2 separate regions of the Homo sapiens genome follow, and region 2 is linked to region 1. A link is a contact called in ENCODE Hi-C data. All regions are on one chromosome and are shown on one strand. Each heading gives the region's core, a stretch centred on a gene start or an enhancer-like site at or near the end of the contact. The rest is flanking DNA. Distances are from core to core; before and after follow the strand shown. Region 1 holds the start of LINC02254 (long intergenic non-protein coding RNA 2254). Region 2 has its middle 170 kb from the start of LINC02254.

Region 1 (3,178 bases), core at 432-2,931:
CTTGACTCCATGCCTAACTCTAGCTCTCCCTGTCTTCTTTGTCCATGTTCCAGGTAATGTGATTGGTACTACCACTGATGTATGGAACCCACAGTAGACAATGTCATGTTGGATTCTCAAGGCAAAGTGGAACTGGGTATACAGCTGTGGTGATTTTTAAGGGTCAACCTAGCAGAGCTGGAAATATGATTTCCAGAATTGCCTTCCTGTTATGGTTTGAATGAAGGTTGCCTGCAGAGGAATTTGTAAATGACTGGGCAGGTGAAGTAAAACAGTCGTCCTAAGGTTCAGAGAGTTGGAGTAGGGCTCCCAGCCTCACCAGAGCTGGGGCATATTGTCACTGACCCACTGGCTCTTCTTGCTGGGAAGGGCAGCCACTTGGACCCCCTCTCCTCCAGCTCCTCCTGTCTCTTCAAGTCTTAGGCCAAGTCCTGTTCAGAAATGTGGCCTAAGGTGTCACTCCTTCTTCAGATCACCCATGCCATCAAACTTGCAGGCAGTGAGAGACAGAAACAGTACCAATTTGTGCTCACAGGTTCCCATTTGTCTCTACGGGTTCCAGTATGTCCTCACGGATTTCAACTTGTCCTTGCGGTCACCACTTTCTGTCCAGCTTTTCTTCCCAGCCACAGGTCCTGCTGACCTACAGTGACTGGAGCCTCACCACATCCCACAATTACATAAGATGCAGCCCATCATAATCCCCACAGTCTGTGTCACTCTTAGTGGAACTACTTCCCTGACTGAATCCTAAATAACACAAGAGCAACAACGTTTCTCCATTGTTTCGTATGTCGGCTAGGTCTGAGGGACGGGACGGAAGCCCCCGGGGCTGGGGCTCACTCACTCTGTTCTTCATGTAACGCATTCACACCATGTGTATGAGCATTCAGCTTGGCGGGTGGAGCAGTTCGGCATTACTTGCTGGAAATAATTCAGAGCACTTATGACCAGGCTTTGGAACCCAAGCCAAGTGTTCTCGAGCACATCCGTACGGGGAACAAAAGTTTTGTTTTGTCCCCATCGTTCCCTCACCCGCTTCGGATGGGGAAATATTTGAAAAACGGAAGTGCCTATAATATTCTGCTTGTGCTACCAAAGTTCTAATGGTGTTTACCTGAAATGTTTCTATCATTCCCAAACTTTCAGGGTTTCTGTTGGTGATTGGCGAGGAACAGATTGCACTTTCCTGAACTGAAATCTAATGAATGCCACAAAGTGAAAATAAACTGGAGACACTTCAAAAAAGAAAAAGAAAAGAAAACTCACTTCAAGAAACCGAAGCTTTCCTACCCCCCTTCTTTTCCCCTCACTTGCAGCCAACTAAGCTCCCCACACATTCTGATCGTCTCCCTGCACAGTGTCTGTGGTGGTGACAACTGATTCATGTGTTCATTTGCATATCCCCCGGTGCCAGCAGCAGAATACAGAACGGGCCTCCTGTGCCGGCAGCCAACACAGCACTGGCAAATCAGGGAGCTGTCAGAAACAGCTGTCCATTAACGGAGTTTGTGGAAACAACCAGGAGCTGTTTGAAAATGCTAGGTGGTAGAATTTAATTGGAGTAGCAACTGTTCAAAATTAAGATTAAAAGGACCAGTCAGTCAACGTGGATTTCGTGACACCTTAAAAATAACGTTTCAGGTTTGATTAATGCTGCAAGAAGTTTGCACATTTCTCTCCTTTGCTGATAGGGCCTGCGTGCTGATAGTTGATTCAGTGAATATATGTAGCAGTGATAGCTCATGGGCTCCAGAGGTCAGATATCTTATTCTCTAGGCTGAAACCCTTGTTGCTTTAAGGAAACAGGATTTTAATAGGAATCACATGCAGATTGACTACAGGGAGCCAAGCGGTAGTGGAAGAAGCAAAGTTGGCGGTTTTGGAGACGGACGTCTATCTATCCACAGTGTGAGTACGTCTCAGCTCTGAGCGGCCCACCCTATCCCCTAAGCCCTCCTGGCCAGATACAGGAATTTACAGAATACACTCGCTTCCCAGCGGTGAGTTGAGAAGGAAAAGAGTTTTCATGGCCGGTTTAATCCTTGGCTTCTCTCCTGAACATGCCGAAAAGGGTGTCAGATGTTGCCAACATTGAAGCAAAGCGGGGAGTGGGTGGATGGGGTCACTGAAATACGAGGATCCGTAATGGTTTCCTAAAAAGACTTTTTATCCTTCTGAAAAATCTCAACTTTAGCATTCATTAAGATCAGAAAACAATCCTAACATGCCAGGCACAGCTACTTGTAATTTGAAACAGAGTTTGTAACCCCAAACACCACATTTTAACGATTTTTAATTTATGATTGAACTCTAGGTACTCAAGTCAACATTCTCAGTTCCACATTGATGATTCCTATTGTGGTCATTTAGTTTAATTCTTTGACTTTTATTCTTAAATAGATTGTCATGCTACTTCTTATAAACATCCATTTTAAAATTGAAAAGAACATTGAATGCAATTGAGAATGACAGCACATTTAGAGTACATTTAGATGTAATTGAGAGGGAAGGGGGTAAACTTGTTTTTCTAAGAAAACATCAGAGCGGATATACAGTAGGGTCAGGGCAATGAGTGCAAGGCGACAGTTCCAGATAGGTAGTGCACGACAGCCAGGAGAGGAAGTGACAGCTGGTGGCTTTAGTAAACAGATTTCAGTTTAGGATTTTCTGAACATTTTAATATGCTTCTCCACTGTACCTTTTGTTCCCAATTCAATAACAAAGCCGTTTCTTATTTGTTGCCTTGAAGTATCAGATTGGTTAGAAAACAGATATAGAAAAAAAAGAAAGTCACTTGGTATTAAAACAAAACATTTCTAAATATCTGACGCAATGTTATAGTAAAATGGGGGAGGTGAAGGGAAGGGAAGTTCTCCAAAAGAGAGCCTGGTGGGAATGCTTGCAAATGGAAAGACGTGGCATTTCATTCCTCGGAGGCTTTTTGCTTAAATTATGATCTCCTCCCAAACAATGTATATCTCCCAACTTCTACCCAACTGATCAAGAGGCCCAACTGACTGGTAGGGTCTTTAAAGAGAAAATAAAAGCTGTAAAGAATGAAACTGAGTAACACTGAAGGCATTAGTCTTATTAACAGCCAAGCTCATTTCAAAGATGCTGGACATTGAAAGAGATGGTTGTCCTTGAGTCCTGCTGTCTGTGTGGCATACACTGC
Region 2 (3,178 bases), core at 284-2,783, 170 kb before region 1:
AACAACGACAACAAAACTAGTATATTGTGATTTGCTTGGAGTGGCCAGCTTCAGGAGGGAAATGAATAACTGTTTTCCAGACTCAAGGAAGATTCAACTCGAGATGTAACATTAGGCAGGCAGGCAGGCCAGTGTTGAAGCACTGGTTTACTGGGCCGGAGATGGGTAGTTCACAGACTCCATGCATGGTTTGACTATGAAAGAGGAGTCCATGAACACAGATTACATGTTCATTCTCTCAATGCAGTTTTTGGCTAGGTTGCATTAATACATATTCATCAATAGATCAGTAGAAAAACGCTGAGCTCTGTTAATCATACTATAGATCTGTAGTCAAAAGGTGTTTTTTTTTTAAAGGTGTTTTTGAGGAGAAGTAATGTGAAAAAGGGAGCAAACCATTTCATAACACAGATTAGATGCCACATAATATACAAAGCTAAGAGAAAGGAAACTTATTTTGGGCTCCAAAAATGTTGGGATGTGAGACTGAAATTAGTACTCATGTTTCTGATGAAAGGTCTCAAACTGAGTACTGTGGATTATTCTAGGCCATTAATAACCACAAACTGCTTGAAATAACCATGGCAACAACCAGTAGCTATGTACAGTACAATCACCCTGATTACCATAGAATTAGCACAAAACAAATGTTTGTTCTTTTCCTAAATAGATGTATTATGATGATGATAACAGCTTCCTATTTACCCCAGGTTTTCCCATCACCACTCCTACTCCAAACAATGGAAAGATGACATCTTTGCATGATATTTGTTTCCATTTCTTTTTTTCCTTAAATAAATTTTATTGTATATATTTAAGGTATGTTTCTGATTCTTTTCTAAAGAGCCTAGGACAGTGCAGAGGGGAATGGGTGCTAGCCTACCTTTCATTCCCATCCCCCTTTGGCTCAGTGATACACAAGAAAACGTAACACACACTTTGATTCATTGATCACCGTCTGGGCTCCAGGAGGAGGGATTATAACCTTTAAAAATGTGCCTGGAAGCTTTAAATTCAAATGGCCAGCCTGAACTGCATGTTAATTGAAATCATGTAATTTTGGTGTCTTTGGTATCCACAGAGCATGGGCCCCAAATTTCATCTGCTCCTGACACAGAGACGTAAACACACCCCAGCCTAGCGCATGTTAAGTTACCTGTCTCTGTGCCGCCATTGTGTACAACTCACAAAGACACAGCCAGACCAGGTATCATCGAGGTAGGCCAGCAAGTGAAGACTGAAGTCTAGTCTCAGCCTCTCAGCTTGCTGGCATTGTGAGCCGTGACGACAGCTGGCACTTGGCTGTCCCCAAAACCCCCTTTCACAGTACCCAGCACCACGCTTCCACATGCGATTGAAGCAATTAGCTGCCGTGCGGCTGATGTACCCCGCAGAGGACTGGTGGCTCGTCTGACACATCTGGGCACAGAAAGTAATTGAAACAGCTGCTTCCGCCCATATGGCAGCAAAAGCTGGTTGTGCAACGTCTGCTGCCTGGGCTGCACCAACCTCGGGCAAATTAGCCATCATTAATCCCCAGATCTGACCAGCATACACAGAGCCACTAATCAAGACAGCTGGGGGGTTGGGGGAGGTGGCTGAGAAGGACAGTCCCTTTAAGATTGCTAAATGGCATCCCAGGTTAAAAAATAAAACACACACACAAGCACAAATTGCAGTCTTCCTCTTCCAGAACACTTTCACTCCCTCTGCCTGGCGAGGACAGGCTGTGTCTGTTGGTGCTCCTCGTTAGGAGATTGCTAAAATAGCAGTGCGACTTTCTGGAAGTGTCACACTGCTCTATGCAAGCCTGGCATCCTGCAGTTATAAATAGCTGGTTGCGTGGAGAGTGAGAACACGGTATTGTGCTGTCGTGGTGAGCTGGCTAGCCATGAAGCCCAGAAAAACCACAGTAATTGGGGGCCTGCTTGAGAAAGGGGAACAGCACCTGACTTGGGTGGGGGAGCACAGGCAGCTCTGCCTCTCTTCTGCAAGGTGCCATGCATGGTTTGGGCAGGATTTGCCTTCCATCTGTCCACTGACCTCTCAGGGATGCGCCTTCTATTTATGACATGGAATTTTCAGGTAATGACTAAGAGTTAGTTGTTGCAAATGAGCCTTGTTGACAGGTGAAAGGTCACAGGCCATCTCGCAGGTAAAGGGTAGCTGTCTCACCTCTGACACAGACATTGATTAAAACACACGCTGCTGTAGCTTCAAAGGACTGTGTTGACTCAACTTCCACACTGTGGGATGGAATAGGCGGCTGTCTTATTTACATTCCAGAACTGATGTCATTATTCAGATGGCTCATCGTTATGCCTGACGGTGACCCATGTAGGTGGTGCAGTGCATCTGGGCAGGGAGTGGCAGGGGTGATGTGTCATCCCAGAGGTGTCAGAGACTCATCCTGAGTGGTAGGGGTACAAGCACAGGGTGGGTCTGCATGCCCCTGTCACTAACCCCTGAGGGCAGAGAGGCAGTCCAGACTTGGGGATTTCAGTTCTTTGAGAAATGGAAGTTTACATAATGAGTTAGATTTGAACAAAAAAAATTAGCTGCTATTAGAGTCATTGTCAATTACTCTGAGATAAGTGTTTTCTTCATTGGTAAGTCTGGACTTCAGACAGATAAGAAGACTTCAGAGAATAACTTCATCCTGTGCTTTGGAAGAGACAGAGGGGATGGAGAGGTCAGAGAGAACTTGATGCTTCTTTTTCAATTCAGCATGTCAAATAAATCACTAACTTCATCTTGAGTTCCATAAGGAGAAGGCTTTCCTGCAATAGAAGCTCTTGTCTCCACTGCACAGGCCCTGCAGACTTCTTCCTGGTGTCAGTGTGAGTTGATTCTACTTGCTTCTTTGGAGAATGTTTTGACTTTCTCCCCACTGTTGTTCACCTCTGCCAACCTGTTCTATGTGATAACTAACAAAAAAGGAATAATAAATAACCCTTGCAACATGAGACAGTTATTCAGATTGTTGCTAATCTTTCTCATCAGTGTTGAGGTCATTGTGATGACTGTTGTTTTCTGGCACTTTTGCTTAGGGCGTGAAGGGGAGGAGTGAAATCCTTCTGGAAAATATAACAGAATAGCAGTTTTTGCCGGAATAGCTACTTGCAGAAACGTGGTCAAAGGTACAGAAAAATATGTTCTGATATATTTTCAAACCCTT

Evidence for each region. Hi-C counts contacts between places; a loop is a spot of excess contacts on that map. Pooled maps may share reads with other maps.
Region 2: a loop to region 1 is called in a map of posterior cingulate gyrus, with 12 times the contacts of the local background. The contact joins the enhancer-like site here to the promoter of LINC02254 in region 1. A Hi-C loop is called at or near these places in 6 of 168 maps with a recorded cell type or tissue (Right ventricle myocardium inferior, cardiac septum, gastrocnemius medialis and 2 more) and 11 of 50 pooled maps.

The regions. Positions count from the first base shown.
Region 1 is chr15:97,520,314-97,523,491 of GRCh38, reverse strand. It overlaps LINC02254 (long intergenic non-protein coding RNA 2254), which reads left to right and starts at 1,681. Exons shown (of 5, transcript NR_120324.1): 1 at 1,681-1,911.
Region 2 is chr15:97,691,111-97,694,288 of GRCh38, reverse strand. No RefSeq gene overlaps it. Among named protein-coding and RNA genes, the nearest start is that of LINC02254, 170 kb to the right of the region's middle. RefSeq lists enhancers at 937-1,436, 1,437-1,938, 1,750-2,949. Within about 2 kb of position 1,533, at least 4 of the 41 ENCODE cell types and tissues checked have a DNase peak (open chromatin) inside an H3K27ac peak, as active enhancers do; they include gastrocnemius medialis, where a contact is called at or near this core.